Regions from separate parts of the Mus musculus genome. Here region 1 is linked to region 2. A link is a contact called in ENCODE Hi-C or POLR2A ChIA-PET data. All regions are on one chromosome and are shown on one strand. Each heading gives the region's core, a stretch centred on a gene start or an enhancer-like site at or near the end of the contact. The rest is flanking DNA. Distances are from core to core; before and after follow the strand shown.

What was found. Hi-C counts contacts between places; a loop is a spot of excess contacts on that map. ChIA-PET counts read pairs that join two places held with the same protein, here RNA polymerase II (POLR2A).
Region 1: a map of left cerebral cortex shows a loop between it and region 2 (2.1-fold over the local background). The contact joins two enhancer-like sites. A Hi-C loop is called at or near these places in 2 of 37 maps with a recorded cell type or tissue (heart and left cerebral cortex). POLR2A ChIA-PET finds 5 or more read pairs at or near these places in 3 of 5 experiments (Patski and embryonic stem cell).

The regions. Positions count from the first base shown.
Region 1 is chr11:88,636,406-88,642,604 of GRCm38, reverse strand. All of the region lies in intron 5 of Msi2 (musashi RNA-binding protein 2), which reads left to right. Among named protein-coding and RNA genes, the nearest start is that of 0610039H22Rik, 20 kb to the right of the region's middle. Within about 2 kb of position 3,489, at least 1 of the 3 ENCODE cell types and tissues checked has a DNase peak (open chromatin) inside an H3K27ac peak, as active enhancers do; it is heart, where a contact is called at or near this core.
Region 2 is chr11:88,600,471-88,606,783 of GRCm38, reverse strand. The region is part of intron 5 of Msi2 (musashi RNA-binding protein 2); the gene reads left to right. Among named protein-coding and RNA genes, the nearest start is that of 0610039H22Rik, 16 kb to the left of the region's middle. Within about 2 kb of position 1,508, at least 1 of the 3 ENCODE cell types and tissues checked has a DNase peak (open chromatin) inside an H3K27ac peak, as active enhancers do; it is heart, where a contact is called at or near this core.

The DNA of each region.
Region 1 (6,199 bases), core at 2,240-4,739, 34 kb before region 2:
GAATCCTGACAGCTTGCTTGCCAGTTGGTCCAGGTTCAGTGAGAGGCTCACAAAATGAGAACAACTGAAGGAGACACTCTGGTTTAATGGCCTCATGGTTGGAATCAAGTTCTGTGTTCCTGGACAGAGTCTGATGTCTTTGCTTTCGTATCCTTCCCCATCTGGAAGCGCTTGCTCGGGAATCCGTCTGTCCATCTGCTTATCTTTTGATCACCTGGCTAAGGTGCTGTTTGATTTCTCTAGTGTGTAGTTATTATAAGTTGTTTTTTTTTTTTTTAAAGAGCTAATAAGCTGTCTTTGGAGGATCACTGATCATGTTCCTCATCAAAATTTCCACTGGACTTAGCACTTGCTGAAGATTCTTCTTGCCTTGATGACTAAAGAACACTTTTTCCAACTTCTTTGCTCCTCCTGTTACCCAGCTGGCCATTGATATTCTGCTGTATGTATGCAAGAGACCTTTCTTCCCATTAATTGAACATCTTGTTATCACAGAAATCAGCTCATCAAATCCTGGTGTCTCAGTGGCTTATGATCATTCTTGTTCTTAGTAATTTTGGTACTCAGGTTGCTCCAAGATTGGGCCAATGGGAGACCTTTCCTTCCGAGGCCACTAAACATGTTGAAAGGACTTCTTTTGTGCTTGTCATAACACAACGTGCCAAGCTTACCTTGTGTCTACCCTGTCTTAGACTTGGAGTTGGCCATGTCTCTGAGGTACTGGTTCCCTTTAGTGGGGGATGGAGTCAGAGTTCAAGGCATGAGTTACTGGAGTACCTTTGCTTCCAGGCTACTTGAGTGGTGAGATCCAGGAAGTATGAGGGGTAGTGTACACGTTCATGCACACACATGGATGTACACGTGCACTGAGATGCATACATCCTTCAGAAACTCTGCTTTTACATCACACCGGTGTAGCAAGTCTCTTCATTCCGTAGTTCCCTGTGTGACCCTTCCTCCCCGAGAGCCCCAGCACTGGGCTTCAAGAGCTGACTCCTGTGTACAGTCCTCTCACACATCTAGGTTAGAAATGTGGCGGCTTGCTCATGCGATCACAAAAGACTGCCCTATTGAAAAATATCCAAGGGCTCGTTGCCCCCCCCAGGCCACCCCACCTCTCCCAGAAGACAGGGTCCAGGCAGATACTGTGGTTGTAAGCTTGGACTGTCTCTCTCTTTGCTGCCACCCCCACCTTTCCCTCTGGCTGCGGCTTGCCTTCAATTATAGGGTTGCCCACTTTCTCCTCTAGCCTTGCTAATTTCATCTCATTTGGTACATGGGACATGCACACCCATCAAGAGTTTGCTGAAAGCGGTGTTCCTCCGGCGTCCTATCCTTCTTCCCCGTTTCCTCTCCCCTGAGTCAGAGGTCACGACTGACTCCTGGTTTTCTTGCATTTTATTTTGTGCAGATAAATGGCTCTCCCTCTGTCTTAATTCCCCTCCTTATGCAAAAGGCAGCAGAGTTTCTGCTCTTAAAGTCTCTCGTCTGTGCCCCACTTTCCTTTCTCTATTGGAAGACTCTGAACAGCATACAGCACACAGCACACACATTGTCCTTGGTAAGCTTGTCTCTGCAAAGTCCTGTGTTTCCTGTAGGCTGTAATAGCTGCATCTTTTGGAAGTAGATAAATGGGTGCTGGAGGGAGGAGGAAGAGAAAGGTTAAAGGTTACAGGTGAGGGGTGAGTAGTGGTCGGTGGTGGTTTCTGATTTGTGATCATGTCTCTAGTTTTCACTCAAGTTAAAATGTGATTTTCTTTATTTTTTAATATTTGTTTGTTTGTTTATTTAATGTATGTGAGTACATTGTAGCTGTCTTCAGACACACCAGAAGGAAAAGGGAATCCGATCCCATTACAGATGATTGTGAGCCACCATATGGATGCTGGGAATTGAACTCAGGATCTTGGGAAGAGCAATCAGTGCCCTTAACCACTGAGCCATCTCTCCAGCCCAAAATGTGATTTTCTTAAGTGACCTGTATTGGCTTTTACATGATACTCTTGTTTCTGTTGCATTATGACTACAAGAACAATTACTATTCTGTGCATATGGTGTGTGTGTGTGTGTGTGTGTGTGTGTGTGTGTGTGTGTGCGTGCGTGCGTGCGTGCGTGCGTGCCTGCCTGCCTGCCTGCCTGCCTGCCTGTGAGGTCATTAGTGCCTGGGTGCACATGTGAAGGTCAGAGGATAACTTCCTGGAGTCATTTCTGCCCCCATCGAGGGTTCTGGGGATGAACTCAGGTCTCCAGGCTTGCACACTTTTGCTTGCTGAGCATCTCACTGGCCCTTAAGAACATTTAAAAAGAAAACTTAAGATCATTCCTGTAAATGAGACCCTGCTGCTACTCTCTAATATCCACCTGTATTTCTTGGAAAGTTGTGTAAAAATGACAACCATTTGAAATAGCCTTGAAGTACCCCATTTTATGTGAATTCTTTTTGATAAAAAGATTTGTTTTATTTTTCCTGAGGTGTATGTGTTTGGGGCTTTGTACACATGAGTGCAGTGTTCTCAGAGGCCAGGAGAGGGCGTTGGGTCGCTGGGGGCTGGAGTTGTAGGTGGTTGTGAGCCACTGGATGTTGGTACTGGGAACTGAACTCTGTCCTCAATAAGCCGCAGATGCTCTTTACTGCCAAGCCACCTCTCCAAGTCTTTGTTCATTTGTTTTTCTGAGACAGGGTTTCTCTGTGTGGCCCTGGCTATCGTGGAACTCACTCTGTACACCAGGCTGGCCTGTGTTTCTGTGTGAACTCATAAAGATCAGCCTGCCTCTGCCACCTTTGACCCTGTAGCCTTTCCAAACTTGTAGCCATCCTTCTGCCTGTGGCTCTAGAGTACTAAGCCACAGGGTTGCAGCAGCATGTCTGGCTTCAAGACCAGGTCATGTCTCGTTCTTGTTTGAATCATGAATTGGACATTTTTTACAAAGTGTCCTGTGTATAAAAGGAATTCAAGCCATGTCAGCCTATCAGTATTTGAATTATGGGACCTATATTCCACGATACCTTTTTAAAAATGACCTTAACCATTGTTTTGATACAATGAATGCAGGGCTGGGAGCTTAGCTGGTAGTGTGCTTGCCTAGCGTGCACAGTTCTGTGGGTTTAATCATCAGGTCAACAGAAACCAGCTGGTATATGCCTGCAATCCCAGAGGCAGGGGGATCAGAAGTTCAAGGTCACCCCCAGCTACATAATGAATTTGACACTAATCTGGGCTACCAGGAGGTTCTGTCTTAAAAGGGGGAAGAAGCAGAGAGTGTGCCCAGTGCTTCATCTGCCTGTAGGAATTCTAAGTGAAGGAAAGAAACAGGTCTATGCCCAGGCCTGCCTGGGTCACACTGCTCTCTGACCTGTCTCTGTACTGTAGGAGCCGCTTTTGCAGGCAGTGTGGCAGAGCTCTGACTTTTCCACTTGTGGTGTTGCCATTCTGGGCTCTCTAATTGGGGTCATTCTGTCTGCGTGACTGTAACTGGGATGTCCTGCAGTTTTTTTTACCAACACCGTTGCTGGAAGCAGAGGAGCGGGCATTTGTCCATGGTTTCTCCCTTGGCAGGGGATGTTTGTCTCTGGTTTCCCACAGTAGCTGCTTCTGTGCCATTATCGGAGAATAGCATTGCTAATGGTCAGTTCTTCCACCAGTCACCCAAGCTGTCCTTTGGACTTTCTTAGTGTGTTGAATTCCTAGTCTGACTGTACTTTCTTCTTCTGGTCACTGCACCATCCTTAGCCCAGGCCCTGCATGTGGCTCAGCGCTGGTGAACAGAAGGCCCGTTTGGTCCCTTCTTCCTGCAGCTCACAGCCGTGTGCACAGGGGTGTGTATAGCTGCTCTAAGCTTTGCTGCACATTTTCTCAATGACTTGTGGGTACTGACTCTGTAATATAGAAGGGGAATAGGTGGGCATTGCTGTAGGAAAGAACCATCTATTCCCCCACATGGTACGTTGTTGGTATGCCTGGGCACTTTCCTGGTACTTGCAGCAAGCTTGGGCATTCCCAGGGTCCCAAGTGTGGGCCTCTTAGTTAGACCAGGGACTGAGAGTCACAGGAGGTGGGCAGGTAACAGTTAATGCCTGAGTTGTCCTCTGAGACTAGAGGCCACTGATAAGACTCAGGGAAGTCACCTAATGGAGAAATAACATGACTCAGTTGGTTTTTTCCTCTGTACTCCAGGTCACCTCCTTTCTCAGTATTGTGGCTTCTCCCTGTTTTGCCACCACCACCGTTTCAGTCAGGATGGGTCTGCTATTGCTCATTGGTGTTAACTGTTAGAGGTGTTGCCTGTATGTCTCCAGCCCACATGAAGGGCTACAAACGTCATTTCCAGTCCAATGTCTTCTTGTCCTTGCTAGAAGGCCAAAGGAGATATTTGGGGGTACAGAGAAACCTTGGAGTTACTGGAACAGTCTGTCTCACGGTGGTCCTTCCTTATGGCTCTCAATTACTCCTTTTTTTCTCATGCCACCCTGGAAACCAGTTCAATGACTATCAGTCACCCGCTCCTCAACCCACCTACTTCCTCTCCTTTTGATGACCAATGCTGTCTGGCTTCTGATTCAGAAACCGGGGGGGGGGGGGTCCATATGTACTGCGAGGATAGGAGTATGTGTCCTTGAGCTGGTCAGAGAAGGGGGAACAGTTGTAGAGACTGTAGCTTAGCAGGGAGAGCATTGGAGATGTAGGCGTTCTTCGTGTAGCACAGCTGGGGGGCAACATTTAAATCTTCTTCCTAATTAACATTTATGAGAGATCCCGACAGTGATCAGAGAATTGACAGTGATCAGAGAATTTACGGGAAGGCTCTTGACAGACCAGGGGGAGAGGAAAGGAAGAGAAAGCTCTGCAAAGAGGGGCTTTACCAGGGTGAGCTGTATACATTTGTGTCCAAGTACTGTGGAGTGCATAACAGTGCTATAAATACGTAAGTAGACAAAGAGACCACTTTGTATCAGTTTTTATTACAATCATCAAGTTGGTGCACAGGTGTGCCTGATTTGCCGCTTGCCTGTCTGCATGTAGTTACTGCTGGCCAAACTGAGCAGATGAACGGTAGAAAATACTTCCCTTTAGGCCTTTTGAAGCTAATTTGAGGAACACGTATATTTAGAAACCCAAAGGAGTGTGTAAGAAGCCAAAAATGTGACTTTTCAAACCTAGGGGCCGTCCAGAATCCAATAATACCTGACCGTATCTCCTTTGATGCCCATTGAGAAGAATTAAGCATTGAGTGACTCGGTGGCTGTCCTCTTAGTGAATTCTTGCTGGCTGGTGCCATGGAAATTATAAACAAACCATATGGAAGCGTTTGGTATTAAGCATTTTATGTTTTCCAATGATAGTTATTTTGGGTATAATCTTAGCAAAATCTCCTGTTAATGACTGGTGTGTTTCCACCTGAGATTGTGAATGCTCCAGTGCCTGTAAACAGTGCCAGGGCGTGTGTGTGTGTGTGTGTGTACGTGCACCTGCACGTGCCCACTCAGAGGAGGCTAGTGCCATGAACCATATTTCATGGTCTGATAGCTTTTATGTTATTTTCTGACTTCAATTCCAGGCGCAGAGCTGTGGAATAGCCTTGTTACGGCTTATGCTTATTTGTCCTGAGTGAATGCCAGTTTCTAGTATGTCCAAGAAAGTGATGTATCTGGAAACATAGGGGTCCTGGCTGGCCTCACCCTGCAATTGGCCCTCAGAGACTGCTCCAGGATAGTTGATAGCTCTGCCTATAAGGCTCATGGTCACACAGTACCTTCCTTTCCAGCCACTTCTCTTCACACCCACCATTTAGCTTTGCTGGGTGGGGAAGCCTCTGTGTCCTTGCTGAAGGGACTCCCTGACCTGGGCACACTTATATTCAGCCTCTTGTTTGGCTTAGGCATCCCGGGCCTTTAGCCCCTCCTCCTCTGCCTCTTGGCTTAGGCATCCCCCTTCCCTTTTCCCCTCCTCTTCTGCCTCTTGGCCTAGGCATCCCAGGCCTTTAGCCCCTCCTCCTCTGCCTCATTTGTTCTTCATGTCTTCTTCACCCATAGTGCTTATGAGGTTTCGTTCACTAACTGCCTCGTGTTAGCCAGGGTGCCAGCAGGGTGCATGTGACTCATAGAACAGGTCACCTGCACGGTTTATGAGGTTGAGATAGGGGTTGGTGCTCCCCGAAGAGTGATGCTAAGTCCAGTAGTGCGGAGTAATCACAGCCCCTT
Region 2 (6,313 bases), core at 259-2,758:
TGCCTGTTGAAAGCTTTTTTGTAGAAAGGACACTTCGTTCCCCATGCAGGACTGAATATTGAAATGTGGTCATCGCAGGTGAAGAATGGAAATGGTACTTGATTTTCATGTAAACTTGAGTTTCAGTCACCCCAAGTGGCCGGTGACAATCAGTCACGTACAGATGCAAGTCTTGAGTGTCTCTGCCCTTTCAGAAGCCCTGGCCTGGGGCTCTGCCCACCAGAAAGGCCTGACAGAGACATTGTTCTGCTGAATGAAGCAGAAACCTCTTAGGTATAAAGTTAGATTGATGTAGCTTGTAGATTCTTTGCCTGTTTTCCATGGAAACTTGATTTTTAATTTAATGGGTTATTATATACTTGAGGACTGCCGATGATTTGGAAATACAGAGAAGAGTGAGACATGGTCTCTGCCTTTAAGGAACTGAAATCTAACGGCACTGCTGGGAAGGACCACCGGTCTGGATCAGTTTGCATCTTAGGTGGATGCAGAGAAGCATTGTCTAGAAGAGGAGGTTGCTTTGGAATGTTCTTTCATTAGGCAAGTGTTAACTGCATGTCAGTTACCGCCCAGGTTCTAGAAATACATCTTCAAGCAAAAGAAAGCGGCTGGCTTTACAATGTTTGGATGACAAGTGAAATAGTAAATCATTGGGTCTTTTAGAAGATGCAAAGTTGGTGAGGCATACGGGGAATGAATATCCGAGCAGGTCAGTCAAGGAAAGCCTAGTGGTGAAGGTGACATATGAGTGAGGTCCTGGCTAGTTGTGATAGGAGGCATGACATTGCTGGGGGTGGGGACATTGCCAGTGAAGTCCCTGGGGTGGGGGGAGGGTGCGCTTGTGGTTGGCTCAGTTGCACATGTCCGTCTTCCTGTGTTGGCTCTGCCTGTAGGACAAATAGGCTCAATTATTCTCTTCTTTTCATAAAGATTCATTCCAGGTAGCTGCTTCTAGAGTCCCGATGATTAAGCGACCATGAGAGGCTGAGCAAGACCTCCTGCTAGGAAAGGGAAAAATTCTCATCATGGCGGTTCCTTCGCTTTGTTTCCAGGTCTTTTTGGAGCAGACCATCTTTTCCTGCTTCTCAGAGCTTTCACACGTTCATTTGTCCTGGGTCTGCTAGGGACAGAGAGTGATTTTTTATTTTATTTTATTATTATTATTATTTAGGGGGTAGTTAGGCTTGTAAGCATCAGAGGAAGACAGTGAACGATAAGATTTGTGGTCCAAGGGAGAATAGCCTTATTTCCAGCCAGTGCGAGGGCTGAACGGGAAATGAGCCACAGATGCCACTTGGAGAACAGCTGCACGCGATGATCAGAGGTGTCCTGGGTTTCAGGAATGCAGATTCTGCTGAGGAAGACAAGGAGGGCCTCTGTGAAGGGCAAGAGAAGGCTCTTAAAATAGGCTGCAGATCTGACTGGGTTCAGGCAGCTGCTTGGAACTTAATGACCGATGAGCCTTTGCCCGCAGGATGGAGTCCAGTCTCCTTGGTTACGGTCTACAAGACTCTGGTGATGTCATCCTTGCTTGCGTCTCTGTCCTTATCTCTCAACAGATGTTCTTTTCCACTTGATTTCCTCCGTCGCTTTGTCAGACTTAGAAGGACTGAAGCAAGTTGATGGTATTCTATGCTTAACGTGACCAGTTTTCCGGGAAAACTTCTATTCAGCCTTCAGAACCCTAGTCTGGCATCTCTTTCATCTCTGAAGCTCTCCATGCCTCTGACCCAGCTCATATCACCCTTCCCTCCATTTCTTTTGCAGCTGGGGGAATCTTCCAGAGCAAGAGACTCAAACTTGTTCGTTTGGGATTCCAGGTCCTGGTAGTTACATGATGCTCATCATTTAGTCTTGAGGACTTATCAGCAGATGACATACCTAGGTGATGGGAATTTGCCAGTATATCTGTGAATACCATTGCTTTCTTATAAATGTCATCAGTGGGCTTTTTACATCCCCAAAATGCCACATCACATGGTCAAGTAGTAGCAAAGGGAAGGGTGTGGCTGACTCAGTGTAGCCAGACTTGTCCATCCCAGTGCTTTCTGCTTGCATCTCTGTGACTATTACACAGAACTCTGGCCAGCTGTTTTCCTTAGGAACAAAGGCTTTTATCTCCTGAGAGCTCGTGCCCAGCTTTGCAATAAGGAGTGTATGGATTACCCAAGAACAAGAGAGGAGGCGAATATGGTGTCCAGGGACTTGGAGTCATCTGCAGATTGCTTTTCTTTCTAAACTCCCAGTACGGGGGCGGGGGGTGAGCCAAGCAGATAAAAGCCCCAAATTCTGTTCTGGGGTACATTGACCACTGCCTTGTCCTTGGGGGCATGGTTTCTGGGTGGTGTGTTTGCCTGAGTCCCTATTTCAGCACCTGGCACATGAGCAGCCTGTGTGTGTGTGTGTGTGTGTGTGTGTGTGTGTGTGTGTGTGTGTGTGTGTGTGTGTGTGTGTGAAATGAATGACTGGCGAATTGTGAATGAGGTTTAACTGGATGGGCGGCTTTTTCTTCTCTGATGAAAGAGAGATTGGATTTTGCAAAGCAGTTGCTGAGTGCAAGGTGGGCCTGGGTACCACCCCAAGGGTTGAAGATGCCTCTATCAAGATCTCACAGCCATGGCCCATGGAAGACAGTGACTTTAGCTGCTTTCACCTCCAAGCACAGGCCCTTCCTATCAAAAATGTTCCTCAGAGAGAACTGCTAGCCACCATACCGTGGACCACGTGACTGCCTTCATAGCTCTCTGCAGTGAGCCCACATGAGTTCCCTGAACATTGGCTGACAGGTCTGGGCTCCCCCATCGTCTCTTAACCTCAGTAAACAGACAGCTAGATCAGTTAGCGAGAGGCTCTTCTCTATTGCTTTGCCCAGTGCAAGTGTTCTTCCAATGGAGCAGACCTCGTGGTTATAAAACCATCAGTAATGTGGCACATGTAGCCATGTTCCTGGCTGGCCCAGTGCTGTTTGCTTGGTAATATTTTTTTCCTCAGAATGTTGCTCCTTTTCCTCTTTCCATTTACCTCACTGGAAAAATTAAGTTTTCTTTTTATGTGAGAGTTTATAGAAGTGTGTCCCTGGCACGAGCAGAACACGGATGTATTCGGATATTGGTGTAACAGAGAAATATTGCCTCCAAGGCACAGATGGCTTTATCTCTCCCACCAAATGACCTTCCTAATGGGGGACAGTCTGTTCCTCTTCAGAAGGTCAGGAGCTGTGGAGGTGAAAGCTGATAAAACCGTTGCCTCTCATAGGCTGTGTCTATGTTCTTCGTACTGAGGTGTCTTCGACCTTCCCAAATGGTTGCCAGTGCTTCTGCCAGAGGTGAGCTCGTTCGCCCCAGCTCTGTGTGTGCAGAAAACTGAAGGACGTCTGTGTAACTCGTTTCTTAGTTTATGGAGCGCATTTCCTGGCTTTTCAAGTGCCTTTTATTCTGCTTGGTGAGGGAGGCAGGCAGGGAAGGTTTGACCCTCGTTCCCTGGCAAGCAGGCGGAGGTAAGAAAGGCTAAGGAGTGGAAGGATGGGGAGGGATTCATGTCTGCCATTTGAGCCCCGGTCCTGTGTTAAGCATGCTTTGTGTCCTGATTATTTTACACCTGCCAATTTTTTTTTTAAAGGAGTGTTTGCGCACACACAAATTTTGGTTATATTATCCGGGCCGGTCTAGAACTCTCCACATTTTTGTTTCAGCCTCTTGAGCACAGGGATTCTAGCTTGTGGGTGCTCTTGGTGCCTTCCCATCTGATGCCTGCACACTTGATTTCCATCTCCTTCTGTACAGAAGAAAACGGAGCTCAGCGACTCACCGAGGTCACATCATAAATCACTGGTGGAAGTTCTTGCTCTTTTTGATCTGCCTGCATGGCCTGCTCAGGATCCTGGGATCGGTGCCCACTCCTGCCCTCCCTCCAGTCTCCGAATCAGCACTCTTATCAGAGCATCAGCAGCCCTCATGGGTTTAGAAAGATCACCTTGCATTTTTGAAGGGTGAAATGGTTAAAAAAATGAAATTAATGAAAAAAAAATACTGTCTAACTGCAAACACTTCTTTGTGTCCCCCCTTCTCCCCCCTACTTGTAGAATATGGGGAACCACACCAGCACTTCCTATGGGGACAAGAGAGGTGGATTTCCCACCTCCCCCAAGACAGTTTAAATTTATGACTTAACAGAAGGTCGCGTATTTCAAAGACCACTGAGCCAAGGGTGCAGTGTGCTTATCTCTCTTTATGTAACTGTGGCTTCACCTCTCCTCCTGCTCTTAGGATGTTTCTAGAACAGGATAGCAGCAGAGGCAGGAAGAGGTCTTGGGGCATAAAAGCTGACCCCCCTTTTGCAATTTAGTTAGTAGTCCTAGTATCCAGGTATCTCCTCCCTGGTTCACACCCTGTCCTTTTGTCCAAACCTTCTTGCTAGCATTGGAACGACTCGGCCTATCTTTCCGCCTGGAATAGATGTGTTTTTCTCCTTAACAACAGGATTGAAGAGCCCCCTCCCCTGTTTAAGCCCCATGGAGGTTCTGTTTCTCTGGCACGGCCTGCAAGAGCCTTCCTGTCTCACCTGCCCAGTTAGACTCTGCACACTACCAGACTAGCGGCCACCAATAGCTCATGCTCGATCGCCACTGAGGATATTGGAGCTTCTGCCTTGGAGGCCCTTTTCTCCTGGGTATTCCTGGCTGACCTTCATCCTTCAGGCCACGATCAATCCTGTGTTCTTAAGCCCAGCCTCTTTACTTGCTGTGAGCATCTCCTCTGCCAAGCCTAACACAGCGCTTGATCCTCAGAACACACTTGACAGAGAAGGCTTACTACTAGAAATGATCTTTCCCTCCCTCCCTCCCTCCCTCCCTCCCTCCCTCCCTCCCTCCCTCCCTCCCTCCCTCCCTCCCTCCCTTCCTTCCTTCCTTCCTTCCTTCCTTCCAAACCTTCTTGTCTGTGTTTTCACTCCACTGGGATCAGTACACATCTCTGAAGAGTGTTCTATGGACTGAGCAAGCGCTTTAACATGTCTTCTGTGGTTTTTGCAGCAGTTCCCAGACATATTCTCTCTCTCTTTTTTTAAAGATTTATTTATTATTATATGTAAGTACACTGTAGATGTCTTCAGACACACCAGAAGGGGGCATCAGATATCACTATGGGTGGTTGTGAGCCACCATGTGGTTGCTGGGATTTGAACTCAGGACCTCCGGAAGAGCAGTTGGTACTCTTAACCGCTGAGCCATCTCTCCAGCCCCCGAGATTATTGTCTCTTAAGCTAGGAAAAAGGTTGCACTGCGACAGTGGGTTCCTGATGGATGGCCTCTCTGCTCATCTGTTTATCTTTTTTCCTTTGTATCCTGATAGGGCAATGGTAGAAAAGAGCCCGGCTGTCCGTCGTTGTCCATCCCACTTCCCTTTTCTTCCCCGAGGTTACCCGAAGTAGCCTTTTGCCGAAACCTGGCTGCACATTCTAGCCTTTTGGGAATGTGTAAAGAACTGTTGAGGGTGGGGTTGGGCATGGCCCTCTGGAACTAAGGTGGCAGTCAGGGCCGAGCATCTGCAGGACAGGATCACCAATGCAAGGCTCTATCAGTGCAGTGGATTAGGTAAAGCAGGGCTCATCAGGAGCTGATTGCCACGTACACCTAAAATATGGTAATGACGGTAATCAGGGCTAAGGGTTAAGGCCGCCATTTGTTCTTTTCATGAAATCAACTGGAGGGCTTGGGGGATGGGGTGCAGGGGTTTTTAGAACCTGCCAAGCAGCAAAGTTTTTATTCTGTCTCCAGAGGACCAGGCCAGGTTGTTGTTCTTATAGATAACTCCCAGATTACCAGAGGGAAGGGTCTGGAATTCCTCACTTGGGCTGTCTTTCCCAGGCCCAGTGGCATCTACTGAAGCAAGGCTTGTTGTAGTTGTGTATCTGAGAGTCTGTAATTCTTGCAGTGGGAGTGATGTGAATTTTTCCGGCACAGCTTCTCAGCCCATTGTTGGTGTTTCTTGAAGGTCGCTGTGGAGGACGAGGAGACCCACCACAGAGCTGGGCCAAAGAGCAGGCATGCACTTTGGATTGTGAGGCGGTTTGAAACTTAATTTCCATGTGGGAAACCATCTACCACCCTGGTGGTATCTACATAGTGTTTGGGAGAGAGAAAGGGATTCTTTGAGCTTACGGTGTTATTAGTACATCCTGATACCTGCGTATGGTCTAGATTTCAGCAAGGAGAGCTTCCGACATTATCCAGGTTGAACACCAAGATAGACACCGAGAGATCAGAGCAAAGAGGCGATGGGGGAGCTAGATCTCAGGGAGGCTGTTTATATATGCA